Regions from separate parts of the Homo sapiens genome. Here regions 1, 2 and 4 are each linked to region 3. A link is a contact called in ENCODE Hi-C data. All regions are on one chromosome and are shown on one strand. The core of a region is the stretch at or near the end of the contact, and the rest is flanking DNA. Distances in the headings are between cores, read along the strand shown.

Region 1 (3,146 bases), core at 239-2,738, 630 kb after region 3:
TTGTACCATCTGGTCCTTTCTTTGAGTTTTCTTATTTTTTATGACTTCCATTTACACATGTGCATGTAATATATTTGCATGCCATTTTTCCTATTAATTTGTCTATTATCAGTTTGTTTTATATATTCAAATTATCCAGACTTCAACGGGAAAATTTAAACTTTCCTACAGTCCCAACACACTTCTGTGAGCACTTTTAAAGCTCCTGGGATGAAACTACCTTTGCCAAAATTAGAACAGTGAGAAAATTATGACAGTGAAAGAGATCTGATCTAGCAAAACTGTCTTGCCTTTAACCTCTTAACTACCCTTAATCATTCCTGGGTTTAGGCCAAGATAACTTTGGGAGACATTTAGTTTATAGTTTAAATAATAATAATAGTCCTTCCCCAAAACTAAACTGACTTTGTAAAGCTAGTGAAAAACCATCAGGTTAGATGGATGAGAAGCCTGAATTCTGCCAAGGTATAGACTTAAAAACAATTACCAGCCATTATTCCGGATGTCACAAGATATGAAATTTCACTAATTACTCCTGCAGATAACATCATTATTATGGAACTGAAGATTAGCCTTTGAGATGTCTTTTCAGGTTTTTGCATTTCTAATGATGATGGCTCCACCTGGACCCACCAGCCATCCTGTGGCCCCACCCAGAAGAGAACCACTATCCACACCCCCATTCCCTTGCCCGCCAAACTATTCTGGAAAAACCCTAGCCCCCAAGTTTTGGGGGAGTTGATTTGAGTAATAACTTTGTCTTCCAGGTGGCATGGCTGGCCTCATGTCAATTAAACTCTTTATCGAAGTGCTGTGGTCTTAGTCAATTGGAGTTGTTTGTGCAACAGGCAGTAAGAACTCGTGGGGTGTTTACAGGGAGAGTACCAATTAACACAATAGTTACAATGAACACTCAAGATGTGAGATATAATAATAAATATTTTATTTGTGCTTCTCTGCCTTCCCCTGCGAGTCACCATTGTGAGTCTCTTTATGTCTTTGAATTTTCTGTTTTTCTACTTTTTACTGTATTTTTCTTGATTTATAAAGATAATACATGCTCTTTAAACAAAACTCAAATATTATATAACTAAGAAAAATAAATGTTTCAATAATTTTATCTTTTAAGTTAATGATATTGATGCAAATTATTTCACATTTTTCTTTTACATACTTCTCCCATTAAGAATTAGCTATTTTATTATTATTAGCTCCTTTATATTAAATAATGGAATCACTGAATATCTAGAAATCAACAAATCCTTTCTAGATACCATGGTTAAGCATAGCTTGGCTTGGTAAGCAAAACACATATTCTGAATACTTAAAACCAAAATCTTTGGGATGTTTTTTCTCTTGGCTCATGTGCAATTCCATAACACTGACGCATAACATTCCATTAAGTTAGATGCCAGTGGGAAAGTCTCACGTGACTATGCTGCATGTTCAGTCTCTAGACACACTCTGTCCATGTCTGCAGCTGAGCCTTTCCCTTAAGCATTTTTCTGACCCTGGACACATCTGGACTCCTGCCGTGGTGTGAGCACCTCACAGGCCCTGCCCTTGTTCAGTCTGTGTCTGTTTCTCTAACTCCAGGCACAGTGCCTGGGCTAAACTGAATAGATTCTCAAGAATTCTTGTGAAGCACAGTAATAGGTACATTTTACAAGGAAAACCAAGAAGAAATGCAGGTTGATATATATCATAAGCCAAAATTCGGGTGTGCAGATTGGATCCAAGAAGTGTGTGAGTCAAATGGACTACGACAACTGGCTTCACTCCAGCAGCTTGATTAGAGCCCTGGGCAAAGAAGTGTCTGGTACTCTCTGCCACACCACACACCTTGGCATGCTTAGGTTCCAGGGCACCGTGGGTAATCCTTGGCACTATTTTTTTTTTTTGAGATGGAGTCTCGCTCTGTCGCCCAGGCTGGAGTGGAGTGGTGCAATCTCAGCTCACTGCAAGCTCTGCCTCCCGGGTTCATGCCATTATCCTGCCTCAGCCTCCAGAGTAGCTGGGACTACAGGCGCTGGCCACCACGCCGGGCTAATTTTTTGTGTTTTTAGTAGAGATGGGTTTCACCGTGTTAGCCCTTGGCACTATTTTTATATGGTACAGCCATAAAATGGAATGAGTTTGTAAAAGTGAGACCCTATGATGAAGAGTTTGTGACTGTCAAAGCTGTGGACAATGTTAGGGTTAAAGGGAGAGCGCATTCGCTATTTTCCAGTATCTAAATAGAGGTCATGTAGAATTGAAGACCACTCTCATTTGGACTGACTTCAAAAGATAAATTTATAAGATGTGACAAAATAAGATTTAGTGTATTATGAGGAATGTTCTATATGATTCTTCAGGTGCACCCTGTCCAGTTGAATCCCAGTTGCCTGGAGGGATGACCCACTGATTAGTAGCCTTTACAGCTTTCCTTCCTCCCATGCCTCACCTCCCTATTCTCTCTCTTGTGCTTCTTGGGGAATCACCTCCAAACGGAACCTCTTGCACTTAAGATCTTGCTTCAGGATCTACTTTTAGGTAGAATCTAAACTAAGACATCTATTCCTGCAGGTGTGGGGCTAGGTTATGGAGTATATCCTAGTCCTCACTGTTGAAGAGCACGGTCTGTTTGGAGCAGATGGACATTACAATGAAAAAGGACTGTGAGAGGGATTCCATAAGGTCATAAGACACATGAAGCAGGTGGTAATCAATTCCACTCAGGATGCTGAAAGAAGACTTACAGAAGTGTCCCCTTGAGAGGGAACTTGAAGAATAAGCAGAAACTGACCAGGCTCATAATAGATTAGCAGTGTTTCTGGCACAGAAAATGCCATGTGCACAGAGAAGGAGGCTGCAAGCAACCACAAGACAATCAGGAGTGACTCCAGGAAGACTGAACAGCAGCCTGGGAAGCCACGGGAAAACAGAAGGAGACGGAACTGCAGAGCTTGAGCTTGCCAGGAGCAGAATGTAGAAAGCCAAGCTCTGGGCTGTGAGAATTTGGCTGCTATAGTATAAGCAGTGGGGGGACTTTAGAAGATTGAAATTAATAATAATAAAACAAATACAAAGAGAGTAACATAATCAACTGCCATTTTAGAGAGCGAGAACTTTATTTGCAATGTGAAGAACATGAATTGTCAGTA
Region 2 (3,255 bases), core at 56-2,555, 700 kb after region 3:
CCGTAGCAACCTGGAGGAGGTGCAGGAGGGCCTTCCTGGCACAAGTTGGCTGCAGGAGTGGAAGGTTAACTTACAGTTGGCCATAGGAAGGAATTGGTCATTAGTGAGGAGTGAGGAATAGAGAGCAGTTCCGAGTCGATGTCATTAGGAGGTCAGAGACAACTGAAAGCTGGCTTGGGGCAGAAATGAAGTGCTCCTGATATTCTCCTTTTGAGGAGCTAGTGGGCCATTGAGGGAGCAACGCTCAGCTAATGCTCAATGATGGAGTAAAGCTCAGAATTATAGGGAAAGGTTAGATATGCAAATTTCTACCACCCTAGATGTGGCCACTGGAAACATGGGAGAAACTGAGACCACCCAAGGACAGAGGAACCAAAGTTGAGGAATGACCACTTTGGAAAAGAGAATCAAGCCAGTTGCAGTAGTACATGCCTGTAGCCCCAGCTACTCAGGGGGCTGAGGCAGGAAGATCACAAGAGCCCAGGAGCTGGAAACCAGCCTGGAAAACATAGCAAGACCCTGTCTCTAAACAACAATAACAACAAAAGAATCAGAGGAAGCAGCTCTATAGTACAATTTTCCAAGAGGAGGTGGAGTTGCAGTGACCCTGCTCATTTCTCTTTACAAAGTCATGGAAATGGATGAGATCTGAAAAATTCTTGGATGCTAGGTATTTGGTCTTGCAGACAGCTCAATTGTGTTCACAAGCAGAAGCCAAATAAGAGCTCTCTCCATTTTCTCTGTAGGTTTTCTGAACCTATTGAGAACATAAACACCACAAATCGTTTGTCTCAGGAAGACTCTTTTATTAGACTGGACAACCCTAAGAATGGAAAATGCATCTGCCTAGGAGAGACGTCCTTGACAGTGGAACTGGATTTGATTTCTCTAAAGGAAATCCTTTCCAATGACCTCTTTTCCCTTGTATCCCATGCTTGCAAAGTTTTTAACTAACCTCCAGCCTACGGCTAACCCCACATGGGCTTGTGTGCTTCACAAAGTGTTTACTTCTGTTGATTTCAGGATGTGGTGGATCCCTTAAAAAGCAAGCTATTTTTTGATATTTGACCGGTTCAGATGGGATGAGGATTAACCCCAGATGTTCCTGAGGTTGTAAAACATTCAATTAAGTGTTTTAGCTTCACTTTAATGCACTCCTTTTTTTTTTCCTGTAGCTAAGGAGAAAAGCCAGCAAATAAAGTTGGGAGGTTAAGTACTCTCAGTGTTTCCAACCTAAGGCAGAAGCACCATAAATCTCAGAAGGAAAGCTATGCTCAGCATGCAGCCAGCTGCACTGTGCTCACAGGCCACAGGGTTCTCCATAGTTCAGATAAGGTGAAGATTGCTAATCCAAAAGCCTCATCTGACCTGATTTTCAGTTCCAGCTCCTGCGGTGACTGAAATATGGATTACTGGGAAGCAATCGCCTTGGGGGTACGTTGGCTTTACTTTTAAATAGGTATGTGTTTTACGTAGTATTTAAACGTACATTGGTTAAAATGGACCTGGACGGAACATTGAAGATTTAATAAAACCTTAAACAGGTTAATAGCATTCCAAGCACTGCTGTGAACCCTGGAAGCAATCTCTGAGGCATACCTGGGTCAGTGATATTTTTACCTGAGCAAGAATTTTCCCATCAACACTTCACTCTAAGGCTCTCTTACATGGATGACATTAGTTTATCATATCTTTGAAAAGCAGTTTTCTGTTTGTATGACTCTTCTTAGATACATTTGAAAAATGATCCCAGATCAATGTGGACTCTAATGTTGTCCCCAGTGTTCACGACCCGGTTCTCTCACCCTCCTATGGGGCCTTTTCTCCTACAATCTCTGTGAAGGAAGGCACTCTGCCCTGGTCTCTGCTCCTAGACCAGTGTTTTGCACAATGCCTGTGAGATTTCTTAAATACACTGTCATTTCAATATTCTAGAAACTCACTCACTCAATTTTGTCACAGAGGAAAGGTATGTTTCTGGTGCTTTTTTGCTTTGTTTTGCCAAGTAGAAAGTGAAGTCTCTTCCTTGCACACTGAGGAGGGTCCCTGGCACATTCACCGCTTTCGCCCTGCACATTCTCATCACAGGCAACTCTCACAAGAGCCCCAGGGAAGGCCTTCTCATCTCCACAGAACAGTTAAAAAAAAAAAAAAAAAAAAAGACACCAGAAAACCAGATGTAGTGAAAGGCAATGCTAAGAAACCCTGCAGTTTTTCACTGTGTTTGGTGTTTCCTGCTGGCCCATGGCATTGAGGCTGGGTTTGCTCTTGGAAGCTGGACATGCCACCCAGGATCGCTTCTTGTTTCTACAGATGGGAATTAGATAAACGGACCCAGAATGGTCTTCCACTGGAGTGTCCACAACTTAATCTCCTTCTGTTTCAGTCATGAAAGAGTGCCATCCTTGGCCAGCAATGGGAATAACAAGAGGAATTTTGGAATACATGCTAAATCTCAACCATGACTCTCAACAATATGCACACAGAGACAGGATGGGGGTGAAGACGTTCATCCCCTGCCACTCTGTCAAGAGTGGTGCAGCCAAAACCAAATCCACCTCTCTCCAACTCTTTCCCCAGCCAGTCAGGATGCAACTCCATGGGACAACACAGATGGAATTCTCAGGTCAGCCCAAAGCACAGAGTGGTGTCAGTAAGTGACAGCTCTTAGGTTTTATTCCCACAGATCCCTGTTCTTGAGGTATAAGGACCAGAGAAGAGACTGGGAGCACCCATGAATATTTCATTTAACTTTTAGCTGTTTGTAATCAAGCTGCTTCCAAATGATTACCATTTAATTTATAAATGCTCAAAATGCAATATTTTAAATATTTTACTTGGCCACGTCATCTGAGATGCAGGTCAGTATCTGCCCCAAAGGTGACTCAATGCACCATCTTCCATTTTATGCTGTCTGTGACTCTACCTGGCCTCAGCATCTCCAGCCTTCTCTGAGGTTCTAGGAAGAGAGCTGAGCTGACCTCTCCTGTCAGCAAGTGCTCTGGGGCCCTCTGGCTTCAAGTCCAAAGGAACCTGGCACTCTACTCTGCCCCAAGAAGCAGCGGGGTTATTAGAAGACCATGATTATGGCCGTAAAAGTAAAATGGAACTGGCTTTTCCTATTTTATGAAGAAAAGTAACATTTAAGTTAGAAATCATCATAGGGAAACTTCCTGAGTAGTTGGAAGGACTGGAGAAAGACTTTCCAGGAATGACACCAATTTCCTGGCACAGATGAGAAGTCAGCCGTCACCC
Region 3 (2,998 bases), core at 263-2,762:
GGGACATCCAGAACCATTGCATGTCTGGGGAACCAAGAGAGGGCCATTATATGAAAGGAACAGGTGTGGGAGCCCCAGCCAGGGGATGGGCAAGAAGGGGCTGGGAGAAGATGTGGGGCTGGGGTAAGCCTGCTGAAGGCATTTCCACTCTGCCTTTTTCTGGGGCCCTGAGGGGACTCGCTCTTGGCCTGCGGCTATACTGTGGGATGTCTCTGTCCCACCACAGTGTGTGCCTGTGAGTGAGGCTCAGCCTTACTCTTCTCAGTCTCCTGCACCTGACTTACACCTCCTTTCAGGAAATGACAATGAGGACATAGAGGTGTTTGTTACGGATCAATTTCAAGTAGAACCATAACCCAAAGGGGCAGCACTCTCACAGAATGATCGACTTCAGCCAAGGGACAAAAGGGTGTTTGCTCATAGTGGAAAAGGAGAGAGAGAAACTAAAAATTAGGAGCGGGAAGTAAGACTAAGTGCAAAATCCCTGAGAGATTCTAGGTGAGCTGGCCATCCATTTAGGAAGAGATGGGCTGTAGGAGTAAAGTCTCATCACTGAGGAAGGTGCCTGGGTAGGTAGTGCAGGAGGAACGTAACCTGTATCTTAACCAATCAGCACTTTGAAATCACAAAATTCAGAACTCCCTGAATTCTGGATCCAGCCAGGACTGGATCCTTTCATGGGTTGAAAGGCTCATTCTAGTCACTGGAGCTTATGGAAAACTAAAGAGTATTTTTATCATGAATATTCCATTTTTGACATCTGTTAAGTATTAGGAATATCTTAGACACTGCGCAGAACACGAACTGAACACTCTTGGCAGGGGCTGCTGGTGAGTGTGCTCTTAGGTAAAGTAAGCGGACACAGACCCCCTGTTCAAGAGAGGAAACCATGGCTGTGTCATCAAATGGGCCGCCCTGGGAGACACCTGAGCAGTCAGGACACACCCAGAGTTGTGCCTTCAGGGTTTTATCGTCTTTTCACATCACTTTTTCCTATTATCGTGTCATGCGTTCCCATTTTGCCAGTGAAGAGTATGAGCCTCAGAGAATTTATGTGCCATTTACCTGGTAAGTAACCAAGTTGGAATCAGAATGAGGAAATGCAGGGAAAATTTAAATTTCATTCCTTCATATCACAAATATCTCTTGACATGTGTTTAATTAAAGTAACGAACTGAGATTTACTCCATGGGGAAACTGTAGTCTCAATAAAGGCACTTGGGCAACTCCAACTCCTTGACTTCTGGTAGTTTACATTCTTGATGTGATTTTTGTATATATTTAGGAGGCTAAAGAGGCCAAAACCAAAAATGCAATCTTTTCTATGTATTGTTTAAAAGTGAATAAAAAGTATTCCTTAATTTGCTTTATTAGAAAAGTATTTCTTTTAAAATTCCTGATCCTTTATGCATTAGGGCGAAGGGTGAGATTTGCACCTTGTCACCACTAGATGGCAACATCTGAGCGTAGAGTTCAGGCTCAGCGCGGTGGGCACCAACATTCCACAGGGCGCCTGACATGCGGCCTGGGATGGCGCCTCAGAAGGTTGGGCCAGCCAGCCAGCAAGCACCTGTTCCCTGATCCTAAAATAAACCATGGCGGGTCAAAACTCCTAATTGGTTCTATACACCTCTGAAGCCCAGCTCTCCTCGCATTCCACCCTGCTTGAAAAACTAGCAATGGCTCCCTCCAAAGACTAATGTCACCTATCGTCCCCAGATAGAGATTTGATCAATCCTTATTTCTTGACTTTTTCTGTGCCCTGTGTTGGGGAGTGTGGTGTGTCCAGGCCCATCAGAGCTGGCCAGCCAGCCTGGTAGAGGGGTATTGCTCATGGCCATAGAGCCACTGAGCAGGACAGCTGGCCAGCACCCTGGACGACTGAGGATTCTGTCCACAGACACAGACTCATCCACAGAGCTTGTGAGCCATGTAGGACATTTATCCGTGTGCTTTTGGCTGAGTGCAGACATCCAGAGGGTCAACCAAATGGATTGCTTCAAGCAGGTGGCAGCGTGCCTTCCCCGGCATGCTGAGCTGCTGGCCTTCTCCCCACCTCAATTCATTCCTTGCCTGCCCACTACCAGACACATTTAACCTATACCTCTTTGCCACTGTTTCCTCACAGTTGGGCACAGCATTTGGCACAGCTGCTGGAGGAGTCTCCCTGGCCTTTCTGCCCTGAAGAAATCACTCCTGAGCTGTGTGGCTGGGCTCAGGGCCTTGGACTCTGCAGCTGGGATCTCTGGGTGGGATTCAGGCACATGCCTTGAAGCACCCAAGTTAGCAGCAGTCGTTGAGGTGTTTGTTAGTCTATGAACCTTTCCAGTACCCACTCCCTCAGTGGCTCACTGTTCCAGAGACTGCACCACATCCTGGCTATGTGATGTGAATGTCTGATTCATGCCTTCCAGGGCAAACAATCAAGTCAGAGGAAGAGGCAGAGAGATTCTAACATGAATATAAGGGTTGAAGTCCACGGGAGGTGGGGAGGCAGAGGGAGGATGATTGCTCCATCTGGGACTTGGGGAAAGGTGCAATTTGGTAGATAGAAGGACCTACAGGCATCCACCAGGCTTGAGAGAAGGTCCACGCACCCCCTCTTTCTCCTTCTTCAGAATTTCTTCTGGCTTGTGGGGCCTACCTCCTTCTACAGAAGTTGGATTGAGAAGGGTGGGGCTGTGCTCCTCCTGAGTGTGAGGAGATCCAGAAACCTGGTCCTTAGGCAAATGTCTAGGTCTTTCTTCACTTACATGAGGCCTGAGCTACTTCCCCTTGGGAGGAGGTGTGGCATTGCTCCCTCTCTTTGGCCTGGAGCAGGTAGCCTCATCTGGCTGTTCCCTGGGAACCTGGTACGTTCGCTTTCCACAGTGCCCTTCCCACACTGGCCTTGGTTCACATATGGGTAATCCAGGATCTAGCTATGGGTTGGGAAGGAGTCGGGCTGTGTAGTCATTGGCTGCTTTGGTTCTAAGTTTCAGGTCTTTCAGCTAGATGG
Region 4 (3,040 bases), core at 360-2,859, 940 kb after region 3:
ATGGAGATTCAGAGGGAAGAGAAGTGAAGAAGCATTTTTATGTCTATCTACGCATTTGATCCTCCTGGCAAGAGTGCTGTTCCTATTTTAACTATGAAAAAATTCAGTAAAATTCAGCTACTTATCCAATGTCACAGAGAAAATTCCAGTTGATATAAATATTTGGATGTTTATTCTGTACTATTTGGTATACTTTTCTATATCTGGATATCCTTACCAATAAAAGCAATCACTGCTGACTTAAAAAAATAACAGCAGAAAAATCATGGGAGGAATAAAAGATATCAAATCTCCATTTAGCAATACATCCCTATAACTTGCCTGGTACTTGAGAGCTTTCCAGATGCTTGCACCAAAAGGAACTATCAACAGAGTAAACAGACAACCTACAGAATGGAAGAAAACATTTGCAAATTACACATCCAACAAAGATCTAATACCCAGAATCTATAACAAGCTTTAACAAGTCAACACACACACAAAAAAACCTCATTATAAAATGGGCAAAGGACATGAACAGACACTTCTCAAATGAAGACATACACTCAGCCAACAAGCAGATGAAAAAATACTCAACATCATTAATCATTAGAGAAATGCAAATTAAAAACCACAATGAGATATCATCTCACACCAGTCAGAATGGCTACTATTAAAAGTTCAAAAAACAACAGATTCTGGTAAGGTTGCAGAGAATACGGCTCGTTTATACACTGCTGGTGGGAATGTAAAGTAGTTCAGCCACCATGGAAAGCAGTTTGGAGATTTCTCAAGGAACTTAAGACAGAAATACCCTTCAGCCTAGCCATCCCATTTTGCGTATATACCCAAAGAGATATAGATCATTCCACGGCAAAGACATATGCGTGCATATGTTGATCACAGCACTATTTACAATAGCAAAGACATGGAATCAGCCTAGATGCCCATCAGTAGTGGACTGAATAAAGAAAATGAGGTACATATATACCATGGAATACTACACAGCTATAAAATAACAAAATTATGTCCTTTCAGGATAATGGCTGCAAGCCTAAGCAAATTAAGACAGAAACAGAAAACCAAATACCACATATTCTCACTTATAAGTGGGAACTAAACATAGAGCACACATGGACATAAAGAAGGGAACAATAGACACCAAGCATACTTTTCTAGGTGGTGAAAATTTTCTGCATCTTGGCTATGCAATTGTATTCATTTCTCAAAACTCATTAAAATATGCACTTAAAAGTTGGCTTTTTAAAGTATAAATTCCTAAACCTGACCAAAATACATTTGCAATAAACATCTCCCCGTGCCCTGCCCCACAGACATAATATCATGCTGTTATAATAATAGTGTATATACAATTTTTTGAGAACTCTCTTCCCACTGGATATACTTTTTGAATAGCTTTCCCTGTTGCTGCACTATTCTGAGTCTGAGATGCTGCCATCCAGGATGGTCCTAGGCTCCAGCCACTGGAGGGAAAACAGCTAATCCAGTGAGATCCAACACGTGATAAGACCAGCATCCTGAGTGTGCTTTCCGGTGTTGTGAAATTAATTGACGTGTCACCAGTCCCAAATTCACATTTTCTCCGTGAGGCATCTGGGGGATGCAATCGTGTCAGAGAGCTGTGAGGCATCAGAAGTGAGGCTGGCACAGACTCCTCTCAGCAGGCCAGGGGTGCATCGCTCCTCCCCTTTTCTCGGGCACTTCCCAGCGTGAAGCTGCTGACTCCATGCCATGTGTACTTTTAGAAATGAAATGCCCCAGCCCACTTCACTCTTGGCATCTATGGATTGGAGTGAACACTGAAGTTAACAGACATCTGAATAAGAATAGAAAAGAAATCCAAACAGAAAAACCACATTCCCTTCCAGTCTAGTTAAAGCCATAATTTTAAATTAATCACTCACATTCTGTTCAGAGGTTATTTTCTTGGTCTATGACATAGTCACCCAGGATACTCATAACTGGTAATAAAAATTATGAGGGCAATTAAAAATACCAAGACTCCGGTTCCGCACAATGAGCCTTGCCCCTGACCAACCAAATGGCTCATCATCCATCCCGAGGGCAACCACTGGGTGCCTTCTCTGATGGCCTCTTCCAGAAGGCTTCTCCAATTACAATGGTCTGTGACTTGTGATGACACAATCTCCTAAAACCCCAAATCTTCTACAAACTCTTCCAACTCCAGTAACCCCCAAAGCAGGGCAAACTAAATAGATAGTCCATTTCCTTCCCAGGGGATAGAGTCAGAGTCATTAAAAGTGGTCTTTAATGTGAGAAATTGAAAAGGAGTTGGGAAAGTGATAATAACTTCTGCAAGACCAGGAAAGTGTCATTAAAGACATGATGGGAAACCAGTGAGAACCCTGCTCACTTTGGGCCATTATTGATGGGTAATGAAAACATAAAGGAGTTCATAGGGAGTGAGACAAAGCTTTCAGGCTATGAGGAGTGACTTCCAGAGGAAGCAAGGTCCTGAAGGAGATGTACTCAAAAGAAAAGAATAGCATAAAAGGGGCATAGAGGGAGAAGGGGCACTAGAGGTGGGGAGGAGGGGAGAGGGTCACAACTGGGGCAGACCACAAGCATTGGCAAGAAGGGGAGGGGGACAGAAAAGAGCAGCCCAGAACCATGGGTGCCTTTCTTCCCGTTGTGCAATTTTTTTTTTTTTTTTGAGACCGAGTCTCACTCTGTCACCCAAGCTGGAGTGCAGTGGTGCGATCTCGGCTCACTGCAATATCCGCCCCCGGGGTGCAAGTGATTCTCCTGCTTCAGCCTCCCCTCCCGAGTAGCTGGGATTACAGGCGCCTGCCACCGTGCCCCACTAATTTTTATATTTCTTGTAGAGATGGAGTTTCACCATCTTGGCCAGGCTGGTCTTGAACTCCTGACCTTGTGATTCCCCCACCTCGGCCTCCCAAAGTGCAATTTTTGATGCTGAGTAAAACTGAAAGCTGTGCCCCATTGGAAGGCTGTTGTCCCACACACCTTACACTCATAAAGTTTCTCCCCAGTGCAAACTCTGATGCAGAACCTAGAT

What was found. A loop is a pair of places that touch in the nucleus more often than their neighbours do. Pooled maps may share reads with other maps.
Region 1: a map of PC-9 shows a loop between it and region 3 (16-fold over the local background). The contact joins two enhancer-like sites. A Hi-C loop is called at or near these places in 2 of 168 maps with a recorded cell type or tissue (PC-9 and aorta) and 6 of 50 pooled maps.
Region 2: a map of kidney shows a loop between it and region 3 (3-fold over the local background). The contact joins two enhancer-like sites. A Hi-C loop is called at or near these places in 2 of 168 maps with a recorded cell type or tissue (chondrocyte and kidney) and 1 of 50 pooled maps.
Region 4: a loop to region 3 is called in a pooled map, with 4 times the contacts of the local background. The contact joins two enhancer-like sites. A Hi-C loop is called at or near these places in 3 of 168 maps with a recorded cell type or tissue (MCF 10A, chondrocyte and heart left ventricle), 2 of 37 single-sample maps with no recorded cell type and 3 of 50 pooled maps.

The regions. Positions count from the first base shown.
Region 1 is chr7:46,454,758-46,457,903 of GRCh38, reverse strand. No RefSeq gene overlaps it. Among named protein-coding and RNA genes, the nearest start is that of IGFBP3, 540 kb to the right of the region's middle. Within about 2 kb of position 1,488, at least 2 of the 41 ENCODE cell types and tissues checked have a DNase peak (open chromatin) inside an H3K27ac peak, as active enhancers do.
Region 2 is chr7:46,389,372-46,392,626 of GRCh38, reverse strand. No RefSeq gene overlaps it. Among named protein-coding and RNA genes, the nearest start is that of IGFBP3, 470 kb to the right of the region's middle. Within about 2 kb of position 1,305, at least 2 of the 41 ENCODE cell types and tissues checked have a DNase peak (open chromatin) inside an H3K27ac peak, as active enhancers do.
Region 3 is chr7:47,087,450-47,090,447 of GRCh38, reverse strand. No RefSeq gene overlaps it. Among named protein-coding and RNA genes, the nearest start is that of SNORD151, 380 kb to the left of the region's middle. Within about 2 kb of position 1,512, at least 2 of the 41 ENCODE cell types and tissues checked have a DNase peak (open chromatin) inside an H3K27ac peak, as active enhancers do.
Region 4 is chr7:46,145,645-46,148,684 of GRCh38, reverse strand. It overlaps the pseudogene ZNF619P1. Among named protein-coding and RNA genes, the nearest start is that of IGFBP3, 230 kb to the right of the region's middle. Within about 2 kb of position 1,609, at least 5 of the 41 ENCODE cell types and tissues checked have a DNase peak (open chromatin) inside an H3K27ac peak, as active enhancers do.